Linked DNA regions of Homo sapiens: region 1 is linked to region 2. A link is a loop called in an ENCODE intact Hi-C map of the cell type or tissue named here. Cell type or tissue: B cell. All regions are shown on one strand. Links, peaks and the distances in the headings refer to the core of each region. The heading gives the core; the rest is flanking DNA.

Region 1 (12,856 bases), core at 4,141-9,140, 350 kb after region 2:
GAGGAGGTTAGGTTTCCAAGAACTGTCTCAGGGACTTGCCATGACTGCTGCTCGAGGAGTTGATAACCTGCTTTAGGGAGTTACTTTGACCCTGGTTGAAGTATTATCCCCAGTAATAGTGCTCAAGGCAGATCCTTCTCCACAAGTCAAAACTTGTTTTCCTGAACTGATCCAGAAGAAGCCAGCATCTATTGGGCTAATTCTGCCCTGCCCTGCTTTCATATGGGATCCAGGTGCCTTCTCTTTCAAGTGAACCCCACGGAGACACCAGAGTCAGAAATCAAGACAGGAGTTTCCACCCCTTGCCAGACGCCAGTGTAATACTTCGCGTGTGTTTTCCCAATCTGTCTTCCTCCACCCCGTAGGGAGCCAAAACGTTAGACCAAAAGTGAAGTGTTAACATACCTTGTATTCTGTAAGATGTTGTAGTTATACCGTGTTAAGCAGCCCTTCCATCTCACAGTCGTTGGCTTCTCCCATCCTTTTTAACTGTTCCCTGGCTTCGAGAAAGATCAAATTAGCGCAGTATTATCCTTTATCAATAATCAGCTTTTTAAAATGACATTCTTTTTTAAATTCTAGAACACAGCATACCCAGCCCCAAACATACCAAATTTAACAGGCTTTCTCTTTGCCTACAACAATATACAAATATATATTCACCTCTCTATGGGTTTGGGTTTTATTTTAATGGCATTATGTTGTAGAGTTAGCAGCTTCCTTTTTTCACGTAGCTGTCTACCATGCACGTGGCTGTAGGTCGATCACACAGGGCCAAGACATGTTTCTCCAATATCTCTCGTTCTCGTAAATCGTAGTTCATTCAGCTGTCACTTATCACCAGACATTTCAGTTGTTTTCAGTTTTTCCCTCTGATAAACATTGCTGCAATAAACATTTTGTGACCCTACTGTTAGTAGTGGTGCATTTATTTTTGTGGGTTAGTTTCAAAGATGGGCTAAAGGTTGTGCCCATTTATTAAATACTACCTAATGACCTACCCAAAATGTTGTAGCAATTCACATATTCATCAGCAACTTAGAGTGTCCAATTTCCCCTATTCTTGCCCATACTAGTTGTCACCAGTCTTTTTAATTTTTGCCAATTTGATGGGCAAAAAAATGGTGACTACTAATGAGGCTGACATCTTGTTTTATGTGTATTGAACATTTATATTTCCTTTCCTGTGAATTGCTGGTTTACCTCTTTGCCTATTTTTCTTTTGTATTGTTTAACTTTAAATCAACATGTAGGAATCTTAATCCCTAATATTAGGAATATTAACCCTTTCTCATAAATGTTGCTTAGATATTCCCTTAGTCTGCTTCTTTATTTATTGTACCTTTTCCCATATAAAAAAATATTAGTTTTATGTAGTCAAGGTATAAGTCTTTTTCTTTATGACTTCTGGATTTGCTATATTCCTTAAGAAGTCAGGTTGGGAATTTTTCTCTTCCAGTAAAAAAAAATGAACAAGTCACATAAGTGAAAATCACAAAGCAGTATGCACAAGGTCCTAGTTTGTTTCCTAAATATACACACCATATAAATAAAATCAGCATAGAGAATAAGAAAAAACTGGGAGCACCGTTGGAGAGGAGTGTAGGGAAAGTTTCATTTCTATGTATGTCTGTAATGTTTGAATTTTATGTATGTCTATCTTGCACAGGTTTATTTTTTAAATTAAGACATAATTCCCATATCATAAAATCCACCCTACTAAGATGAACAATTCAGTGGTTGTTGATATATCCACAATGTTGTACAACCATCACCACTATGTAATTCTAAAACATTTTCACCACCCTAAAAGGAAATGCTGTACCTATTAGCAGTTACTCCTCATTGCCCACTCCCCTCAGCCCCAGGCAACCAGTAATCTACCTTCTATCTCTGTAGATGTACTTGTTTGGGGCATTTGTATAAATAGAATCTTGCAAGATGTGGCCTTCTGTGTCTAGCTCCTTTCACTTTAGCATAATGCTTTGAAGGTTTACCCTTGCCATTGATGTACTCACCAGGTATATTGTCATGTATTAGTACTTTGTTGCTTTTAATTCCTGAGTAATATTCCATAATGTTGATCCATTTTGTTGACTAATACCACATTTTGTTGTTCATTGGTTGAGGGCCATGTGGGTTGTTTCCACTTTGGGGCTATTATAAATAATGCTGCTGTGAGCATTTGAGTACAAGTTGTTTTTAAGACATGTTTTCAGTTATTTCCATAATATTCCTAGGAGTGGAACTGCTAAATCATATAACTTTGTATTTAACCTTTTGAGGAGCTACTAGACTGTTTCCAAAGTGGCTATACCATTTCAAATTCCCACCAGCAGTGTATCAAGGATCCAGTTTCTCTGCATCCTCGCCAACACTTGTTATTGCCCATCTTTTTTGTTAGTGCCCTCTAGTGGGTGTGAGTAGTTATGGTTTATCTCATTATGGTTTATAGGTTTGTTTTTAGATGTTGGAAATTATAGAAAATTACAGTCATTTTCCAAAGTAGTAAGCCTCTTAGTAAGACAGCTTTGTAACTGGACCATTTCTACTTAATTGTAGATTTTAGTAAAGAAGCACCACAGAGAGTTTCTTTGCACAGTCAAAAGTATGGATTTTTGGACTTGCTTTATTAACATGTTTTACACTGAGAGAGATAAAAGTGTATGAGAGTAAGAGAGTGTGTTGGGGGCAGGCAGGGGGCGGGAGAGAGAGAGAGAGAAGGGAAGAGAGAGATAAAGTCCAGAGAAAACATGGAAATGGTACAGAATAGAAGAGCCATCTGACTCTAACTCTTCCCACCCCAATGCTGACTTTGAGACACATGTTGTATGTAAAATTTTCACAATCATTTTTGTGGTTTGGTGAATCAGGCAAGTTTTTAGAAGTGTCTGTAATTGGTCTGCTTAATAAAAAGAAACCTTGCTGGGCAGCATAGAAATCAGCCATATTTCTAATTAAAACAGTGTTTTTATGTTGTCTAGAACATTGTAAGTGTCTGGAATTCCAAAGCACATGTCTGTAAGACGAAACCATGTGACAGAGATAGATAGGGCTAATAAACAGAAATAATAATACCTTGTATCTATCAGGCAGTTGAAACTTTCCCAGGCACTTTCTCCACCTGTCATCCAGTTGTATTCTTCATAGCAACCCTGTAAGCTAAGTAGGGCAGGCGTTATCGCCCTGTGACTCCTAGATCCTCCAAGAACTTTGGGACAGACAGAATGAAGACTTGCCTGAGATCACACAACTAATTAATTGACGTATCACAACTGAATCCCAGGTGTCCCATATTTGTGCTAGAAACTGGACCATGAGAAGAGGGCGTGGAAGGACAATTGCGCGAGAAACATTTCTTCACCTGGGAGGGGAGATTTTGTCATTGCCATCTGCCCAGCACTGAGCTGGCTGTCCTGGTTCCAGCAGCACTGGAATCATCTCCAATGGGCATATTGCTTCCTCCCTCGACAGCTCCCTGGGATCTGAGGGTCTCCTCAGAGTACAGGCGTTAAAGACTTCGGAGAGCTGACCACACCATCAGTGTCTCAGGGTATCATGCTAATGTGACCCTACTCCCATGGGTTTCAATCAACATCTGGTAATAAAACCAAGAAATGAAGTAGGAAAAAATATTAACAAACTAGTCTTCCACTGAGATTTCTACAGGAAATATTTGTTTCTGGCTTTTTCTGCAAAATTTGCAGCTACTTTCCTGCTTTTCCAGTAAACTTCACCCAGCAAAGCAGAGACACTAGGCAAGCGAAATGTTTGTTGGGTGAGATAGATACAGCACCACTTGATTGCAACTCCTAAAAAAGATGCAGAGAAAACAAAGATCACGGGGAAATCTACCAGAGCAAGAGAGTCATCATTTGGGGATGAGAATTTTTTTTCCCTTCTTTTGTCTTATATTTTATGAAAGCTATATTTATATAATATGTAATTTTTATATAATACTTACAGAATAATCTATAATTATATAATACTTATATAATTTTTCAATGTTTCCTTTTAACTGGGAGGAAGGGGATGATGGTTTAGGCTGAAGAATGGTCGTGGCTGTTGGCAGGGAAGAGAAATAAAGCAGCCGATTTCTGTTTGGTGAGAAGGAAGCACCGGCATTCCAGGGCCCAGCCTACAGCCTCCCCTCTGCCTCGTTGGTGCAGACAGCATGCAAGGAGACATATGTAGGTTCCATGCACTGTCCAGATGTCACACCTGGACCTAAGAATCCCTGGACACACTGCAGGGACTATCCATTTTACTGACTGCTCAGGAGCTGGAGCCTAGCCAGGCGTGGTGGCTCACTCCTATAATCCCAACAGTTTGGGAGGCCAAGGAAGGAAGATAGCTTGAGGCCAGGAGTTTGAGACCAGCCTAGGCAACAGAGCGAGACCCTGTCTTTAAAAGAAAAAAAATGTGTAAAGCTGGAATCTCCAGAAGAACTAACCCTCCTATAGCCGTGCTTAGCAGGACAGGGCAGGTACCGTGCTAAAAACCCACCTCGGTCCTGCTGCTCCTGTCGTGTTCCAGAGGGGGAAGAGTCAACACTTTGCTGGGCTGAATAAAATCAACAGCAGCTTATTGTGCCAACTGTGGCACAGGCCTCTGGTGCCCTGTTTGGCCCTTGGCCTGCTGACTCAGTGGCTGCCCTGATTCTCCGATTCTCCACTGAGAACCAAAGTGGTAGACCCCTGGCTAAAGAGTGGCGCCCATGAATCCCTCGTGCCCTTCCCCTTATATGCAGCCTGTGTGTCCGGAGCTGTGTGTGGGTGGCTGAGTATAACTAGTGGGGATGGCGACAGTCCACAGGACTCTTCACCTCATCACATTGGCTGTTGGGACTCTTTAGGAAACCAAGCCACTGCTGGGAAGTGAGATCCTGGAGGAGCAAGTGTGTGGAGGGACAGTTAATAAGATGTTAAGCCCAACTGGGCCTGTTTGGCTCAGAATAATTATCTAGAAGGAAAAGAGGTGGGCCTCAACCTTCTTGATGTGTTTCCGCTTTCCAAGGTCTGTTGGCCTTCTCTGACTCCTCAGCCCCATTTGAGGAATGTTTTGAGTGCCGAGAGCCTGGGAGAGGCATGTCCTCCACGGGACCAAACAGTCAGTGGCTACTCCTTATTTCCAGACAAGATGTTCTTGGCTTGGAACTTATTACTCAAGAAACAACTTGGATGTGGTCAAGTTCCCACCCACCCCGACCCGGTGCCTGTCTGAGAACACCTCAGAGACCCCCGCATGTCAGTGAACATAAGTCCTCCCTTGCTAGAGGGGGAACCAAGACTTGTAAAGAGAAACAAGAGTGAGTTGGGGTTTTTTTCACCTGGGAGAAAGTCTATAGTTGACCCATTACCTTTTCCTCTGACCCTCTTTAAAAAGCAGATTGTGTTGCAGCAGCTCTGCTGAAGTGTTGTATGGCTTTTTGTCTCAAGGACTTTGAAACTAGCATTGGTGATTTTTTTCTTTTTCTTGGCAACTCTCCCTCCTATTCCCCTAGTGTTTTATATTCACTGTCTGGATGATTTAAATACAGTAGCTCTTGGTATAGACATCCTTTTGACTTTCCCTGTGGCCTGAACTATAGGGATATCTTCTTTCTGAGAGTAAGTAAACACATTTAGAGCAGAAGCAGAATGGCTTTGTTGTCATCAGAGGGAAAACTCCACAAGCCCCCAAAGCGCCACCACCTCTGCTGTGTTGGAACATCCACATCTCCAACAGACAGACCTCTGTGTTCCGGAGACACCGTGCAGGATCTGAGTGTGTTTGTTATCCAACGGGTATAAGAGGGAAATCAAACATTCTTTCATATCATTAGAAGCCCTGTGCAAACACAGCCCCGTGCACAAAGGCCTTTCCCGAGCCCATAACAAGGAACTGTTTGTCCTGGCTGCCTGTCTTTAGCAGTCGGAGCAGGGCCAAGCCGACAGTGGTGTCATGGGCCCTACTGCGATTTTGCTTTCTTGGACCAAAATTTTACAGGTGTCATGGGACAGAGCTCACCAGGTAGAAGTTGAATCAGATCACCTGCTGGGAACCTTCAGTAAATGCCACACTGCACAAGCTCGGAGCTGTGATGGAACCTGACAAAGAGCTTGCACCCAACCACAGAAAAGTCAAATGATCATTTTGTACATTTGCCTTTGTGCACGGGAATTGACTAGCCACACATGCCGGCAGCCGGGACTCGTGTCTGCCTGCAAATGATGTAACCAAAGAGAAACCTGGGCTCAGGATCAAATGTCTTCATCCTCACTCCCTTGAAGAACACAGACTTAACCCTGCAGCATCTGAACACTATCGAGGGGTTGGTTTCTTCACCCAAGAGCATTTTGATCAGTTCAGCCCAGACCCATATGTTTTTCTGGCTGCTGGGATTCATTGAGTCCATTTATTCTGTCTCCTAGAGTGGCACTGTCCAGTCCATTTGCCTCATGCTGCACGTGGCTGTTGAGCCCCTGAAAGTGGCTAGTCTGAATTATGATGTGCTGTAAGGATAAAATGTGCTTTGGATTTGGAAAGTTTAGCACAAAAAAAAAAAAAACTGTAAACTATCTCATTAATAATTATATTAGCTATATGTTGGAAGTATTTTTATCTATTGGGTTAAATAACATACAGTATTCAAACTCATTTCACCTGTTTCTTTTTACTTCTTTTAATGTAGCTGCTGGAAAATTTAAAATCACAAATGTAGCTCGTATTGTTTGTATTAGACAGGGCTGGGCTAGTGCTTGAAGGAAGTTTAGGTTTGTAGTGCCATCTGCTGGCTCATCCGGAGCAGACGTGAATGTAAACAAGAATGAAGCAATCTGAGCTAACCCACACGTTGTCTCTTAGCCTGGCAGCACACAACCTTTTTATTCCAGGAGCTTCTGAAGCAGGACCAGACTGAACCCAGAAGCTGCTGAATCCCCAAGAGCCTCGGGAAGGGGAGTGACAAACTGCTCAAAGGTGCAAGCCTGTGTCACCTCATGGGTGCCAAGGAGGCTCTTGAGATAGAGTAGTGGTTTGCTGCTCACCTTCCGCACTTGGGGCTCTTTCATGCAGTCTTTTTCACTGGTTGCTATTCTTAAGAAATATTTCAGGCCAGGCACCATGGTTCACCCCTGTAAGCCCAGCATTTTGGGAGGCCAAGGCGGGCGGATCACTTGAGACCAGGAGTTCAAGACCAGCCTGGCCAACATGGCAAAACCGCATCTCTACTGAAAATACAAAAATTAGCTGGGCATGGTGGTGCACACCTGCAATCCCAGCTACTCAGGAGGTGAGGCAGGAGAATCGCTTGAACCAGGGAGGTGGAGTTTGCCGTGAGTCAAAATCGTGCCACTCTACTCCAGCCTGGGTGACAGACCGAGACTCCATCTCAAAAGAAAAAAGAAAAGAAATATTTCAGGCCAGGAATAGTGGCTCCCACCTGTAATACCAACACTTTGGGAGGCTGAGTAGGGAGAATCACTTGAGCCCAGGAGTTTGAAACCAGCCTGGGCAACATTGTGAGACTTCATCTCTTTTTTTCCCCTTCTCTGTGGCGCAAGACCTCATCTCTACAAAAAAAAAAAAAAAAAAAAAATTTAATTAACTGGGCAGGGTTGTCCCAGCTACTTGGGAGGCCAAGGCAAGAGGATTGCTTGAGCCCAGGAGGTTAAGGCTACAGTGAGCTGTGATCATAACACTCCACTCCAGCCTGAGTAACAGAGCAAGACCCTGTCTCAAAAAAAAAAAAAAAAAAAAAAAAAAGAAATATAAGCAATCATTTAACAACATAGTAAGGATACAAACCCATCCTTCAGGAGACTGCTGTCCTCGCTTTAGATAATGCTTATTTGCCTTGATTTGTCAAGAATTGGAATTTGTCAAGATTTGGAATTTTGCTGGCAAGTACCTGCATCCAATGTCTATTGTTGCATAATAAATCACCCCAAAACTTAATGACCTAAAACAATAGTAATCACTTAACACCTCTTACAGTTTCTATGAGAAATGTGAATGTGAGTCAGGAATTCAGGAGTTGCCCATCTGAGCAGTTTGGGCTGAAGATCTCTCATAAGGTGAAGTCAGATGTTGGCTGGGGCTACACTCAACTGAAGGTTTGACTGGGGCTAGAGAATCTTTCCAGGGTGGCTTGTTCACATGACTGGCAAGGTGATGCTGGTTGTTGACTAGAGGCATCAGCCCCTCTCCACATGGGCCTCTCCACAGAGCTGCTTGAATGTCCTCGAGGCATGGCAGCTAATTTTCGACCTAGCCTCAGAAACTATACACCATTACTACTGCTGCATTCTGTTGGTCAAAAGGCAGGAAAAATGCATCTCACCTTTTGATAAAGGAATGTCAACATTTCATTGTAAAATTGGAAAATAAATTCCCAAAGTGCCCAACACTTGTATAGCACTGTACGGCTTTTTTAAAATGCCCTATTTTTCAGATGAGGAAATTGAATCTCAGAGAGGTGGAGTAGCTAGCCTGAGGTCTCATGTCTGGTGAGAAGGATGAAAGCCCGGTTCTTTTGACTCCTACTATATGCTAGTGAAGCCTATCCAAGTTATCTCCTCCTATCTCCCATATGCTATTGTAACTAAGAATCACACTGGGTTTTTTGTGTCTCCAGCATTTTCAGGATACATGGGGCTCTCTTCATTCAGGGGCTTTAGATATGTCCTTATGTGGTATCTCCCTATAACTTGTCATTTTATTGAGTTAGGCTGTAGGTCTTATGGAAGTACATTTCAACTAACTAGAATCTTTCTTACAAAAGTGCTACATCAATGAAAAATGACACATTTTCCAATATTGTTCATGTCATTTGCTTCAAAAATCTCAGAGACAATAACATTGCAATATATGTGTTCTTATTCTGTTTGATTATCCAGGTATTATTACATCTTATCTGTCTTTAAACAGGAAATAAGTAATCACTGCTTGCTTTCAGTAGTTTCCATATTACTTGGTCATCATAAAAAGGAGGTTTTATCATTTTTGATGTTCCGCCTGCCAGAATTAAAATCCAGCTGCCATAATCATTTTCTGTTATTCTTGGTTTCAGGTAAAACTTCCTTTTCCTGTAGATCAAATCACAGATCTTCCAAGGAACGATTTCCAGATGATGATTAAAATGCACAAGCTAACCTCAGAACAGTTAGAGTTTATTCATGATGTCCGACGGCGCAGCAAGAACCGCATCGCGGCCCAGCGCTGCCGCAAAAGGAAACTGGACTGTATTCAGAATTTAGAATGTGAAATCCGCAAATTGGTGAGTTGACCCATCCATTGTGATCAGCAACCTGAAGTGACCAGGACTAATGTAAAGTAACAGCAATGAAAGTTGGAAAAGTAGACAGAAGGGTCACCCTTTGCGGAAGTTTGGGTTTATTTTTTAAGAAGTTTCTCAACAGAAATAATAGCTTTACATCTGTGCGTGTGTGTGTGTGTGTTTGTGTGTCTGCACGCGCATGCATGCGCGCAGGTGTGTAATAGTGTGTCAATATTTTATATCCTTCAGTCATTATTCATATAGAGGTAGTTATTTTTTATTTTCCATCCAACATGTGAAAATAACTGATGTTGGCCAGATGTGGTGGCTCACGCCTGTAATCCTAGCACTTTGAAAGGCCAAGGCGGGTGGATCACTTGAGGTCAGGAGTTTGAAACCAGCCTGACCAACATGGAGAAACCCTGTCTCTACTAAAGATACAAAAAATTAGCCGGGCATGGCAGCACGTGCCTGTAGTCCCAGCTATTCGGGAGGCTGAGGCAGGATAATCACTTGAGCAGGGGAAGTGAAGGTTGCAGTGAGTGGAGATCACGCCACTGCATTCCAGCCTGGGTGATAGAGTGAAACCCTGTCTCAAAAAAAAATGAATAAATAACTGATGTTGATTATGAGCATCTATGGTCCAGGTATTCTTCTAAACTGTTTTTATGGATGATCCCATTTAATCCTCACATGAACGCTATGACTCAGGCACTCCTTTATCCCCATTTACAGAGGAGGGAACTGCAGAAGGGCTGGAAAACTTCCCAGTACTTGGTAGAACTTGAATGCAAACCCAGGTGTCTGATTCCAAATCGTGTCTTGTACCACTGCTTTCTCCTGCCTCCTGGCAGAAGAGAATGGAATAGAGATAGGACGCCTACCTGCAGAGGGGCCATTGCTCAGGAGATGATCTCCTGACATTCTTTGCAGGCCCAGGGTCCTTTCTTTTGCAGTTCTGCCTCAAGGTGGCTGTCATCGCCATCCCTGTGCCTGAGAGTGTTTTGTCACAGAAAACAAACTCCCGTCTCCCAGGCTCCCCCATACTCAGAGCTATGTGCCCCCGCCCCTTCTCCTTGATAAGCAACCATAAACTACAGAAAGTAAATCCAGGTGACCTCTGGCTCCTGACTGTAGCTTTGAAGACAACCAACTCAACCTCCTTCAGCTCCACCTTTCTGCCACCAAATAACAGAAACTCATCTCAGGTGCCATGTCTGTGTCAGGCTGAAGAAGAGGGAGGCCACATGGTATGGTCATGATCTAAGTGTGGCTCCTCAGACTGTTTGCAGCACCTCCTGGCCTCATGGTGAGCCACCAGCTAATGAGAACGAAAGCACAAGGATGAAATGTTAGAAAAGCACAGGATGTTATATGTTATCAAGATAGCCCTGGACGTCAGGGTTTTTTGTTATTGTTGTTGTTGTTGTTTTGTGGGTTTCTTTGACACTCACCACCAGGGAAAATGTCTGTGTTTAGCAGCTCCCATCACCAACAAAGAAAGTCCAAGCTTCTTAGTAGGATATCTCCTGCCATTTGTGTTCCAGTCTGTAGCTACCTCTCCAGTGTCACCATCCACTCCCTTCCTAGGACTTGATCCCTGATAAAATCAAACTCTGCACTTGTGCCTATGCCACTTCCTCTCTGCCTTGGACATTCCTCCACTTTTTCTATCTCCTTTGTTCTTTAAGAGTCAGGTCATGGCTGGGCACCATGGCTCACACCTGTAATCGCAGTACTTTGGGAGGCTGAGGCAGGAGGATCACTTGAGGCCACAAGTTTGAGACTAGCCTGGGCAATATAGCAAGACCCCATCTCTAAATGAATGAATGAGTCAGGTTATGCATCACCTCTCTAGGAAGCCCCTTTCCTGAGTCCCCAGTTAGGCTGGGCACCTGCCTGTGGAAGCCTGATCTGACCTCTGGCTTAGTGCTTATCACTTACTCTTGAGTTATCTATACATTTGTCTGTCTCCCCAGCCCTCAACTGTCAGTTCCTCAAGGACAAGGACAGTGACTTGATCATCTCTGAATATCCAGTGTTGGACCCATTGCTGGCGCCCAGAAAATGTCTATTGCCCTAAAATTCGCTGGACATTGTGACTATTCAGTTCAGGGGATTATGAGTTTCTTCTTTCTTTCAAATATTGCTTTAACATGTTTAATGTCGTTAAACAACAAAATTTAATTTAAATCACATAAGGAGACGACATTCCTGCTGGTGAGTGTGGGTCTTCTGAAAGCCTGCTGGGCTTAGGTAGTTAAGTCCACTGGGTGTGAGTCTACAGGGGCCTAGGCACATGTCTATAGTGCCCTGCACTCCTCTTAAGGTAGTAAAATAACTTCAGTCACCCACATTTGAGAAATGCCTGGTTTTGGTAATTTGCATTCTGCTTAGTGTAATTTTGTGATACTGAACAAATAAATTCCAAGCCACAGACCAGGCAGATATCTAAAGCGCTTTGCTAGCATTTTTCAACCAAAAAACCAAATTAGAGCATCATCTAGTTCTCCAACCACTTTTTGGCATCCCCTTAAATAACACGTTGTGTTTCAGTGCCGAATAAGAACACATTCATCAGTGTACGTCTGTGACTGAGAGCTTCATGGTTTTAACCAAGGCATGATTTGCAATGCCTTCCCCTGCTGCTGTCACACGCGGCACCTCATTTTCTTCCCCCTAGAAAGTGGCCTGGAACATTTAACAGATGAGTAGGCCTGGAGGGGTCCGTGCTTTGGCCGGGGTAATGTGGCAGAATGATCCTGGGGTTCCTCTCCCAGCGCCCAAGCAGTATTGCCCCTCACATTGCAGATTTCTGTACTAAAAGGGGAGAGCTCCAGGTTGCACAGCCACCCATATAAGTTTTTTCCCTAAGGAGACATCCCAGATGTGTTTTGTTTCTTATCTGCCACCCTGTGGTGAGGATGCTATGTCCTGACAGGGATGGCGCTGGTGGGCGGAGCAGCTTCCACCTCTCCCCAAGTCCCTCCCTGCCCTGCCCGGTCCCCAGCAGGCCCTGCACTCACTCCCCACTCCCACGCCGTCTCCCACACACCCGCCACTCAGCTGTTGCAAACTCGCATAATGTATTTCTCTCAAGTTGCACTTGTACATCTGTTTATTTTTCATTTTTAAAACATATTTTCTTGATAAATTTATAAATATTTTAGGAGGTGCCCTTTCCCGGTGTAAATCTCTCTTTCCGACACACATGCCCACGCCGCCTGCCAGATTGCATTCATGTTACGGCACATGCAGCTCCCGTGTCGGAGACCTGTTCCTTGTGCGTGTCGCATGCCTGCTCCTCCCTTTCTCCTCTTCATTTTCTCTCCCGTCCTCTTCTCCTGCCTGCGCTTGCAAAGGGTTGGTGAGAACTGACTTCATGCTGCTTCAGATGCCCCTTTTCTTCATCCACTTCATTGTGTGTGCCTCATGGAACCCCATCTCCTCCCCTCACCCTCACGCAATTTTTTTTTCTTTTTTTTGAGACAAAGTCTCGCTCTGTCGCCCAGACTGGAGTGCAGTGGTGCAATCTCGGCTCACTGCAACCTCCACCTCCCGGATTCAAGCAATTCTCATGTCCCAGCCGCCTAAGTA
Region 2 (12,856 bases), core at 1,207-6,206:
GGCAGGAATTTTGCCATTTGTTTTTCCTTGAGCTATTTTTTTTCCAAAATAATAAATCTTCCCAATCCAAAAGCATTTCACATCATCCTTCATTCTAGTCATTGGAACTACAGCCAAAATGCCTCTCAGTCTTCCCCAGTGACTTCATAATCACCGTTTCTTCAGCATATTCCCTGGTTGACTTCTCCTTTGTTCCTTAGCCTCATAATGAATTGCCCTTTGGTTCTGAGATGTGTCATTTTCCTCCCTGACCTTTTTGTTCTTTTCCTGAAGGCTGTAGGACATGCTGCTGCTGATGTGATGAGAGCCGGCGCTTGGTTGCTAGGTCCCTCCTGTCCTTGTGTCAGCTTTCATTGGCTCCTTTCCTAAGCATTTAAATCCTCCACTTTCCAGTCCTCCCATTCATCTCATTATTCTCTTCATGTGTGCCTGAGCCTGTAGCTGGCATGTAGACAAAGTCCCAGTTAGTTAGAAGAAAGCTTTTCGAGTTTCCAAGTCTTCCATCACTCTAGTCTTGGGCCATCTTCTATTCTCCCTCCCCTGTCACTTTCTGCAGATACTTCAGGAATTTCCTCAAGACTTTCCAGGAGTCTAACCCAAAGACAGCTTAGACCTTCACTTCGGATTTTAAAGTTGGGAGATCCCAATGTGATGATTTCCATTCCACAAGTAGGAAACAAAGTGAATGTACATGCTCAGCATCTTTCCTTAGTATTTCAGTATCCATAGATTTTTGGCAATTTTTCTTTTTTTCCTATCCTGTATTCTTCTAAGCAACAGAAGCTCGTGGATAGTGCAAAATGGGCCAAGTGTCCAGAAATACTGTTGCTTAGAGGCAGATGCCTCATTCATTCATTAAACAAATATATACTGAGTATCTCTTACATGGCAGGCATAGTGTTAAGTGACCACAGTGCTAATGGGGAGCAAACCCAGTCCTGGCCCCTGGTCTCATGAAGCACGTCATCTGGTAGGAAGAATGGCACTGATCAGTTAGTAACAGATAACCCACTGCTCGTGAAGGAAAGTATTTCATACACCAGAGTGTCTAATGGGCAGATTTAACCTGGTCGGGAGGTTGGGGAAGCCCTCCCTGAGGAATTGTGGAGTGACCTTCCATCAGGGACAGTCTGAAACTTGAGATTCACTTTTTCTCCAGCTTCCTAATCCTATTAATTCACTACTATCTTTGGCCCTTTGGAGTATTGCCTAAGCCATGCTGGAACCTCTGGGGCCATTTTGGCAAATAATAGTTCCTGTATACAGAGTCCAGAATTGATTTATTTACCTGGGTCTTTAGAACCTGATAAAAACAGAAGTTAACTGCCAAGAGTACTGTTCATTTCCATACTTGGAAAAAATACAAGTTAACATTCTTATTTTGAACATATTTAGGTTGGTTTTGACAATATTTGAATGATCAGAAGCTACAAAGATATTCTCTCCCAGTCAGCTGATGTGTGTAGGGCCTTTGGTGAAAAAGTGAGTCTAAATAGTCTGTCTGAAGTCCCTGGCTACTCCAGAGCAGAGGGTCTCCATCCTCTGTGGCCCGAAGATTATTCCAAGCTTGTCCAACCCATGGCCAGCAGGCCTCTTGCGTGTTGAATGCGGACCAACACAAAGGTTTTTTGTTTTTGTTTTTGTTTGTTTGTTTTTTGTTTTTTGCTATTTTTCTTGTTTCAGCTCATCATGTATCATTAGTGTTGAGTGTATTTTATGTGTGGCCCAAGACAGTTCTCCTTCTTCCAGTGTGTCCCAGGGAAGCCAAAAGATTGGACACGTCTTATTTAGACCATTCTTAGATGCAAAATTAAGGAATTTTGACAGCATCTATTTAAAATAAATTGATTATACTTCATGCTAACACCCCTCTATTTTCTTTTTCTTTGATGATAGTTAACTTGTATTGAGAGCTTCCTCTGTGTGCTGCTCATATTAACTCACATAATCCTCAGAACAACCCAGGGCTAGGTGTGATCACTAGAAGCCGCAGCATAGGTGTCGCTCAGCTAATGAATGGTAGAACTGGAGTTGGACACTAGCTGTCTGATGCTTGGGCCTGTTCTCTTACCATGTTATGGCTCTCCCTTTTCCTTTTCTTCTTCATTTGAAGTTGGAACTCTCTTTAGCAGTTCCCAGAAGTAGAAATAAAGGTCATCTCACTCTAAAATATTGGATGTTTTGTTGACATCTATCTTAAAGTTAAAAAATAATTTCTCAGTAAATCTGAGTGAGTATATCTCCTGTCTTTCACATGGCCTGCTTTCTAATAATTGCATTCCTTAGGTTTTAGTGTCCATTTAGGGATCGGAAAGTAAAAGTGATGCATATAAAGGCAAAAGAAGTACTAGGCATATAACTGAAATACCATGGCTCTGTCTCCAGGGTTTACTTGTAACTCACACTCCTACCCTCTTGTTAGGTGGAGGGAATTTGTTTTTTGCGTTTTGTTTTTTGTTTTTTGTTTTTTTGGTGGGTAGGAAAAGGTAAAAAACTATACCTGTAAGAGGTAGAGTATTCTACCAAGGAGGAAGATGTTCATTCAGAACTAATTCCATCAGAAATCCTAATTAGAAATATTAGCTACCAGTAACAGATAAAAGGAGGTAACCTTTGTTCTCATTCTGGTCAATTTCAGGAAGAGATTATCTTGCCAGATTAGCATGTTGCAACTCTCAGCTGGAGATTTGAATGGTTTTAAAGGACTCAGGCAGTTGGTATGGCAGTAACCCCCAATTACCTCAGGTTTGCAGGGTCACTGTTTAGAATGCTGACTCAGCTCTGCCTGGGCCAGACACCGAAGTTGTCATCTTTAGTCAAGAAGCATCATTCTCAGGAGCCACTTGAAACATTAAGCACACATTTGAAGCTCAATTTGGGAAATGATCAAGTGTATGAATGTATAGTACTGTGCTTATTTTTCAGCATTTAGTTCAAATTTTGGAGAAAGCTAAATGGGAGATGCTTAGTGTGTCAGTGTTGGAGGTTTTAAGTGATTTAAAAAATCAAGCAGATGAGTGCATAAAGATTTCTATGCAAACAATGTTGAGCTTAAATTAAAGCTGCTGATTTAGTGTGAGAATTACTTGCATTGATTTGTAGAATATCTATGTGGGTTCAAGATTCCATATTATGCAAATGAATAAGCCCTGAAGAGTCAAACTGAAAAAAAAATGAAATTAACTGTGAAAGATATTATTACCCATTCAGCAAGAGGAAAATGTAGACAGAGTTAACCCTTCCTTTTCATACATTTTCTTGGGAAGATAAGTGCCAGGGATGATGGTCCGTGTCCCAGATGTAAAGAAGCTAGGCACGGTTTGCAGCCAGTTCCCCCATCCTCCTTCTGTGCTCACTTTTTTGTTTCATGCTCTCTTACCTTTTGGCCACCCAGTCCCCTCAACTAGTCCTTGTCCTTCCCTTCCAAAACCAATCTCAGAGAAAGATTTTATGAACACAGTTTTACTAATATATAAGTAACTGAGCATACTTAATGTGTTACTTTTCTGAAGCATCAGCATGTTAATAGGAGACAAAGCCAAAGAAGTAAAACCCTAAAGATAAAAACAATAGAATTTCGCACACTGGTAACCTGGTGATAGGAGACCATTTCTGAATGGAGAGAGGGCTCGTGATAAATAAACACAACCCTAGGCAGAGAATATAGGCAAATGGATTACAGTATTTAAATCAAAGTAGTATTAAAATACAAAGAGAAGATTATTTTTAATAATACATTTGTCAGTGAGCATTTCCCGCCTTTTGCCGTACATTGGAGTTGATCACATAAACCTCTATAGCAAGATGGTATGTTATTTAACATTTAAACAAAGCTTCCAGGGAAAGCCATTTGGTTTGTGGTTAGGGATTTTTGTTATTCAGTAGCAATGAACCTGAAATTCTATATTATCTTTGCATGTTGAATTTTAGAAGAAAAAAAAAGCAGCGGATCCAACTTCACTTACCTCCCCACCCCAGTTGCATTGATACAAATTGAATTGATAAATTTATTTCAAAATTGGTGTGTCCCAATTTGACATACCACAAGCATAGTGGTGTCAGCATGGTGGTGACATCTGGACATTAGGAGAGTTGGTTGATTAATTAAACTATACTTATTTTAGATAGAGTTGTTGGCAGGTAAATACCTGGCTGTAGAGTCAACGCCCTTCAGTCCCACCTCTCCCCCACCATACCCTTCTCCAGCAACCATGCTATGTTGAGTTGATGGCTCCATCTAGTGCCAGTCTGTGGAACTGTCTTGCAGGACTTCACTGTCACCTCCAGAGCTGGGTATGATGAAGAGTCCTCTTTCTCTGGGAACACACTGTCTAGCGGGGAACTGCCCTCTAGTTCCTACCTCTCCTTTGTTTTTGCAGTTTAGTTATACCTCCGTGTCTTTCTTTGTTCCAGACTTAATTTGTTTCCCTCTCTCTAGTACCCCCTCTTTGTACTTGTTTCTCCTCCTTTTTTGTTTTCCAAGTCTCAATTTTTTTTTTGGAGAACAAAACAGTACTTAAAACCGGTAAGTATAAAGATTTTTTTTCTAACAATACTTTATGCCAAAGTAAGAGAATTCTATGCATTTTAAATGAAACTATCAATTGAAACCATGTTAGAGAACCAGAATGACCCTAAAGTTGAAGTCTGAAAGTGTCACTTGGAAGACTGTGTCCCTTCATCCTCCTGTAGTTAGACATTTCCTCAAACACAGTTAATCAAGAGTATTTTCTTTTAAATGGTTTTGGAACTATCATTGTAGTATCATTTTCTTTTTAGATTATAAATTTAACCTCTCATATTTTAAGTTCAAGACATTTTCACGGACTATCAAGGAATCCTAGCTCATTGGCCTGGCCCTATTTCTGTGGGAAAATGTATTCTCAGTTCCAGACAACCAGTGTTCCTGCAGATTTTTAGGTCCCGTATAAAACGAGAGAACATAGATGAATGAGAGGCATTGTCAGACAAAGCCTGGCACATGAGATCTCAATTAGCATACAGGTTTTAAATTTCCCACATTAAACAGTACATTTTAAATTTCCACTTATGTTAAGCGTGTTGATATTGTGGGTTTGAAAGTAAGTCCCCTCTGAAAAACAGGAACTGTGCTTGTCTGTTACCAGTTCTTGTGGTCGATATGGTAACTATTTTGATTTTTCAGAAGGGAGGAAAAGCAGTTAAATCTAGTTAAAATTAAAACCAGTTAAAATTAACTGGCTCGTGAGATTTCAGTGCAGCTGTTCCACACATAGCAACACTAAGAGTGAGTTGTTTATTACCATGATTAATTATTATTAGTTGTTACTTCTTTTTGAGCAGTGGCATAGATTATTTATATTTTTGGTCTAACCTTGGAAAATAGAAACTGCAAGCGTAGAGAGGTTCCCGTTTGCTAATTTGCATGTACCCTGTTTTTGTTTTTGCCAGGTAGGTGTGTGCATCTCAAGTACACGAGAGTAATTTAGCATGTCAGCACTTTCCTACCAGCAGTGCTTGCTGACTCATGCAGCTGTTGTAGCACTCAGCTGGCCGCACTGTAAACTGCCCATAGTACCAGCACCGCCCTTGGAGAGCTCCGGGCTGCTGGGCTGGTTAGCTACTGGGAGGCTATTTTCAGATCTGTGGTCACTGCTGAGCTGGGTCCTCTTCTCCTGCCAGCAGCCAGACACAGCCTTCTGGTTGCAGGGGAGAAAATTGGACAAATTTCTACCTTTGTAGGGACTGCATAAAGATTCATAGCATTTCTGGATATGCCTCAGGAAAACTTTTTTTTTGCTTCACTTTATTTTTCTGGGAATATTTAAGGGGAGAGGCAAAAGGGGCTGATAATAAATGAAAAGGGAATGTGCTGTTATTTCCTACTAAGATCAGAAAGAGTTTTCATAAACCTTTAACTTAGTTAGGCTTTCTTGGCGTAACTGAAACCTGACCCACTTCTCCCTCAGTGCAAAGCAGTGTGTCCTGAGTAGGGAAGCAGGGGCGAGGGTGCAAGTGACTAGCCTGACATTGTTTTATGTGGCTGAAGTCCCTAAGTGATGACAGCTTTTGTTTATATCCGTTCCCTGTTATTGAGGTTAAAAAACAAAACAAAAAACTTGACCTCAGGTCATTTTAAAGCTAGCATGTATTTTCAGAGATGGTTTCACTGTTTGTTTTCAGAGTTCAGTTTTGCTTATTTTCATCGGAAAGTGTGAAATGTTGCTTTTCTGAGGCTTCTAAATAAACTTCCTTTTGTAGATACAAGTTGATCCAATCATCATAAACTGTCTTGAAAAAGGATGATTAAAGTAAGATCAGCTGGGGAAGGGAAAGCTTTGCACACCCTTGAGGAGTTTGCCTTCTTTTTCTTAAGTTTCAATAAGCATTCTGAAGCAGCTTTGACCAGTAATAAAGAAAAGCCACAGTGACTGTGTGTAACATGATGTTGATGGAAGTTCTTGGTTTCCGCCGATACGAATGACTCATCAGTATCAATAGAATTGTGACTTCTAATAATAACACAGTGCAAGACCTTCAAAACATGTGGTTTTAGCCCTTGCTCTTAGTGAAAGGTTGGAAAATGTTAGTTTGAGCTTTTTTTTTTTAATCTCTTGATTTTGCCCAAGTATAAAGTTGTTTTTTGTAGGAATGATGATCCCCCTGTTGTTTTCTCATCTTACTGTTTTTAGTTTCATTATGATTAAGGAGCCAAACTCAGATCATTTCATCGTTTAGAAATCTCTGCGCTAAGCATCTCCTGTCGGGGCTGTGTTTGAGGGAAATGTGGCTGAAAAGCAAATCCTCCCTGAATGCAGAAAGGAAAATACTGGTGCAGACTACAATCCACTGAGCTGCGTCCCTCCTACACAGCATCTATTGCGGAGGGCTGTGGTATTGCTAAGTAGCCCCATAACCCTGTGAGTCATTGTCAAAGGATTCCAAGAGGAAGGTTAACAGAAAATGCGAGTCAGAGGAAACAGCAGAGTGGAGCAGCTAGCTCAGGAAGAACTGTGCTACCTGCTGAGGGGCTGCCCAGATGTCACCAGGAATTCAGGTGTACGTTCATCTTTTTGCAGCCCATTTCCGTATGTCTACATATGGGGACATTTTTGTTTTTTGTTTAGTTTTGGTTGGTTTTGCTGCAGTTTGGCCAGACTATCAGAGATCACTATCTTAGCTTCGTATCACAGTGGTCTTATCCCAGAGCCTTTGCTTTTTGTATTTTATAGTCAAAGCAACTGAATTTCTAGACTGTAAGACCAACATGTATATTTAACATAATTCTTTTCCTTTCTAAGTGCTTTATTTATTTATTTATTTATTTATTTATTTTGAGATGGAGTCTTGTCCTGTCACCCAAGCTGGAGTGCAGTGGTGCGATCTCGGCCCACTGCACCCTCCACCTCCCAGGTTCAAGTGATCCTCCTGGCTCAGCCTCCTGAGTAGCTGGACTACAGGCACATGCCACCATGCCCAGCTAATTTTTGTAATCTTAGTAGAGATGGGGTTTCACCATGTTTGCCAGGCTGGTCTCGAACTCCTGACCTCAAGTGATCTGCCTGCCTCAGCCTCCCTAAGTGCTGGGATTATAGGTGTAAGCCGCCGTGCCTGGCCAGACCTAAAAAATTCTTATAAAATAGTTCAAAAGTTAAAAATGCATGAGGAGGCCGGGTGTGGTGGCTCACGCCTGTAATCCCAGCACTTTGGGAGGTCGAGGCGGGTGGATCACGAGGTCAGGAGATCGGGACCATCCTGGCTAAAACGATGAAACCCTGTCTCTAGTAAAAATACAAAAAATTAGCCGGGCATGGTGGCAGGCACCTGTAGTCCCAGCTGCTCGGGAGGCTGAGGCAGGAGAATGGTGTGAACCCAGGAAACAGAGCTTGCAGTGAGCCAAGATCGCACCACAGCACTCCAGCCTGGGCAACAGAGCGAAACTCCATCTCAAAAAAGAAAAAAAAAAAAGCATGAGGGGTCTTTCACTTATTGTTGGAAAAAAAAGTGAGTAGGACTTCTGTTCACTGAGTGGTAACTATGGAGAATGAGAAAACAAGCCCAAAGTGGTAAAGACGTTTGTGGCACATAAATAATACTGGTTCAGCACACATGTGAATCAATAAAAAAGCCAGATAACCAAAAAGAAAAATGATACTGTACATTCATATTCTTAAACATGCATTTCACAAAGGAAGAAACCCAATTGGCTAGTAAATATATAAAAAGATGCTCAGCTTCATTAATAAACAAACACATGCAGATTAAAATCATAGTAACATATGATTACACACTCTCTGGATTGGCAGAAATTTTAAAACCTGACAATACCATGTAAGGATGTGAATGAATGGGAGTTTTTGTATTTAGTTGACAGGAGTCTAACTTGGTACAATTATATCGGAAAACAATTTGCTGTTACCTAACCAAGTTCAACCTGCAAATAACTTACAACACAGCCATCTTACCCCTAGGTATACACCTAAGAAAAATGATTACCTATGTGCTTTAAGAAACATGAACAAAACAAAAAATAATTGATGCTGGCAAGGTTATGGAGAAAAAGGAACACTTACACACTCTCGGTGGGAGTGTAAATCAGTTCAGCCATTGTGGAAGACTGTGATGATTGCTCAAAGTCCTAAAGATAGAAATACCATTCAACCCAGCAGTTTCATTACTGTGCATATACCCAAAGGAATATAAATTATTCTAAGACACATACACGTGTATGTTCGTTGCGGCACTATTCACAATAAGCAAAGACATGTAATCAACCTAAATGCCCATCAGTGATAGACTGGATAAAGAAAATGTGGTACATACACCATGGAATACTATGCAGCCATAAAAAAGAATGAGATCATGTCCTTTGCAGGGACATAGATGGAGCTGGGGGCCATTATCCTTAAGCGGACTAACACAGGAACAGAAAACCAAACTGCACATTCTCACTTATAAGTGGGAGCTAAATGATGAAAACGCATGGACATATAGAGGGGAACAACGGACACTGAGACCTATTAGAGGGTGGGAAGAGGGAGAGAATCAGGGAAAATAACTAATGGATACCAGGCCTAATACCTGAGTGATGAAATAATCTGTATAGCATACCTCCATGACACAAGTTTACCTGTGTAACAAACCAGTACATGTGCATACCCCTGAACTTAAAAGAAAAAACATGGACAAACATATTCAAAGAAGCATTGTTCATAAGAGCAAAAAACTGGAAGCAACCCAAATAAATGCCCATCAACATTGAATCGAATCAGCACATTTTGCTGTGAGGTATTTATACACTGTGATACTATTTGGCAATGAAAAATCAACTAGTATAACCACATATAGAAGGGTGTGGAGAGGCAGCATTTCTTGGTGGTCAAGAGGAAGGATTGTGCCTGGGTTCAGATTTTGGTTCTGCCACTTATTGTGTGACCTTGGATGAATTTCTGAACTTCAGTGTACCTTAGTTTTCTCATCTGTACATCAGGGAAAATGATGTCTACCTGATAGTGTTGTTAGGAAGTTTAAATGAGTCAATGTTTGTGACATGCTTAGGAGAATGACTGGCAGACAATACATTCTATATGTGTTTGTTAAACAAATAAAAGTGCATCAAAATGGATGAATCTTACAAACAATATGGAAAGAAAGAAGCAAGATAGAAGAATATATACAGTGTGATTCTATTCATGTAAAGTTCAAAAGCATGCAAAACTAAATATGTTATTTAGGGATACATACATAGATGGTAAAACTATAAAGAAAATTAATATGATTTAATATGATTGTCACAAAAAGCAGTATAACAGCTACCTCCAGAGGTGAAGGAGTGGGTATGATAGAGAAGGGGCTCACTGGGGGCTTCTGAGGTCCTGGCAGTGTTTTATCTCCCAACCTGGACAGTGGTCCCAAGGATATTCTTTCTTCTTAATTGTTTTTAAAAACTGTCTATGTTTTTTATATATGTGTGACCTATTAGTAAACATTTTAAAGGATTTATGTGAGTTGTTATAGTAGCAAGATGACATTAAATAGAAATAACTGTAAATTGCTACATTTTAGTTAAAAATAATTGTTCAAGTGCACATGGGAACACTTGCTTGGTATTATTTCCTCCACAACATTGTGAGCCACCAGTGCAGTGTGATTCTTACAGAAGGCGACACCTCCTTAAGGCCACATTAAGAGAGCTGTCCCCTTTAGATCAGGGAATGTAATGTTCTCACTCAACTACTCTCAGGTCTGGATGTCCCATGTGTGGGATGCTATGTCTTGTCCCAAGGGATTTATTTTAAGAAAGATTTTCACCACAGAGGGAGCATTTTCTGTGATAAAGATGTTTAGGGGTCTGGAAACCTATCAGTTCTAAGAGTGGCCAAAGGAAGTGGGGATTTTCAACATGGAGAAGAGGAGATGTTGGGAGAGAAAGAGTGTCTTCCATCACTAGAAGTGGAAGCAGCCTTTCCTTGTTGCTTCCCTCTCTGTAATATACAAGTCCCTCCCTGTAATGTCTACCCTTGGAGGCAGGTTTCAAGTCCTGGATACTGGAGATGCCCAAGCAGAGGCTGTGGGACCTCCCTTAGACTTGACTGGGGCCACAATACCCACTGCCTGGTCCCTGGACCAGCAGCATCGGCATCACCTGGAGCTTGTTAGAAATGAAGTCTCAGGGCCACCCACACCTACTGAGTCTGAATCTGCACTTTCTCAAGGTGCCCCTGGGGTCTCACATAAACATCAAAATTTGAGAGGCACTGGGCTAAATGTCTCTAAGATCCCTCATGGTTCTTAAGATTTAATGATTTTATAGAATAAACTGTATGTTCAACTGAAAATTATCAGTTCATATGGTGACATTATCAATTTAAAACACCTTGGGATGTTACATGTCCACAGAACCATGTAAGTATTTGTTGCTAAATTAGTTTTAAATGGATTTGTCCAGTTTCCCCCGATGTCAAAGTTAGGTTGCTTATGTATTTGGGCACCTATAAGAATTAAAATATTACATAACGTTGTATTTTCTTCTTTCTAACATACAGGATTAGATTCTTGCTTTAAAATTCTCCATTAATGTCTTCAAATTTTTCTTTTATATTCATTGAAAATTCAAAAGCAGATTAGGGTTCTGAATACCTGTTAAGAATACTCAAAAGGGATATTTAAATAAATATATCTCATTAATACATTGATTTTATATTTAGCATATTTTTTCTTCTTATACATAGTCCATATTTTGACCTTATGGGAACCTTTGAAGTCTGAGTATTTTATAATGATTCTCCACAATACCTCTTTATCTTTTAGATTCTAGATCTGAGATCAGGCAAGTAAAATAGTTTTACCTTTTTCCCCTCAAAAGGCCATGACTAACAAGCTCATTTACTTTTTCCTTAAATATTTTGCTAATTATCCTTTTAACTGATGAAGTTCAAGTGGAATCCATGATTCATTTAATCTTTTCCCCTTTATGTAATTAGTCACTTGTTCTTTTGATGTTCCTAGCAAAACTAATATTTAAAGGGCTAGTCATAAAATTCCAAAATAAAAAGTTCTTAAATGACTTAAAATAAGAGATAAAATATGCTTTACTGTATAGTAAAAATGGAGAAAACGTCTCATGAATAGATGTTCTTTAAGGCTGTGAGTTATTTGATTTAAGCGTGTGTTACCAGGTCTGTGTTCTTTTGGTATATAGGACCAAGAAACTACTTTATGGCTTAATGTTTGCTGTACGTATGTCATCTAGATGAGATAATGTATGACAGAGGGCTTTATAAAATGATAAAGTAGTGTAGACTTTTTTTTTTTTTTTTTGAGACGGAGTCTCGCTCTGTCGCCCAGGCTGGAGTGCAGTGGCATGATCTCGGCTCACTGCAACCTCCACCTCCTGGGTTCAAGCGACTCTCCTGCCTCAGCCTCTTGAGTGGCTGCGATTACAGGCATGTGCTGCCGTGCCCAGCTAATTTTTGTATTTTTAGTAGAGACGGGGTTTCCCTATGTTGGCCAGGCTGGTCTGAAACTCCTGATCTCAGGTGATCCGCCCACCTCAGCCTCCCAAAGTGCTGGGATTACAGGCATGAGCCACCGTGCCTGGCCGTATTCTTTTTTTTTTAAGAGCAAGATTTAGGAAGATTACTGCATATTCCTATAGCGTTTGTTCGATTTTAGATTTTTTCAGAATGGTTTGAAATCACATATTCTAGCTTGAACTCTAAACCTGGTCTGTCCAGTATGGTAGCCATCAGCCACATGTGGCATTTGAGCATATGAAATGTGGTTGAGATGTGCTGTGCAATATACACCAGCTTTCAAACAAAAAGGATATATATCTCCTTGATAATTTTTATTATGTTGATTACATGTTGAAATGATAATGTTTTACATATATAGGATTAACTAGTAAATATTAAGATACATTTGGCCTGTTCCTTTTTACTTTTTAATGTGGCTACTAGAAATTTAAAATTATATGTGGTTCACCTTATACTTTGATTTCAAAGTGCTGATTTAGTCTCTAAAGTCTAGAGTGATTGAGAGCTCTCAGAGAAAAGAAGATCAGAGCTTAACAGAGAGTTTTAGAGATGAGGTGCCACCGACAGAATCCACTTACTTGAAGAAATCCCAGTCTGCACCTTTGCCCTACTTTTAGAGATTACTGCTTTCTTGAACCCACAAAGTAGAGCACTGGGTAGCAAGCATTTAATATCTACAATGTACAGAGCATTGAAGGGGGATTAAAATAAGTATCACACAGGTCCCTGCCTTTAGGGAAAACATATAGTCTACTGGGGAAGCAAGATATGAGCACATGAGTTGTTAAATCATGGCTTGAGAGATACATAGCTGTTCAATGCTCAGGTCCAAGACTGTT

What was found. A loop is a pair of places that touch in the nucleus more often than their neighbours do. Peaks named below come from ENCODE experiments on the same cell type or tissue, not always from the same donor. Only the 100,000 strongest peaks of a DNase experiment are listed, where the experiment ranks them.
Region 1: it touches region 2 in a loop (5-fold over the local background); 34 of 110 quality-filtered maps call a loop at or near these places.

Annotation. Positions count from the first base shown.
Region 1 is chr6:89,934,547-89,947,402 of GRCh38, reverse strand. BACH2 (BACH transcriptional regulator 2) reads left to right here. Exons shown (of 9, transcript NM_021813.4): 8 at 9,053-9,259. Among named protein-coding and RNA genes, the nearest start is that of GJA10, 47 kb to the right of the region's middle. RefSeq lists an enhancer at 12,300-12,800. In B cell, for the core only: CTCF peaks have their summits at 6,555 and 6,770 (motif pointing left); a DNase peak (open chromatin) is centred at 6,772.
Region 2 is chr6:90,278,466-90,291,321 of GRCh38, reverse strand. The region is part of intron 1 of BACH2 (BACH transcriptional regulator 2); the gene reads left to right. It overlaps LOC124901361 (a long non-coding RNA gene), which reads left to right. Exons shown (of 2, transcript XR_007059676.1): 2 at 1-72. Among named protein-coding and RNA genes, the nearest start is that of BACH2, 12 kb to the left of the region's middle. RefSeq lists an enhancer at 5,276-5,776. In B cell, for the core only: CTCF peaks have their summits at 4,049 and 4,254 (motif pointing left); DNase peaks (open chromatin) are centred at 2,776, 4,241, 5,221, 5,291 and 1 weaker place; H3K4me3 peaks cover 1,914 bases; H3K27ac peaks cover 4,632 bases.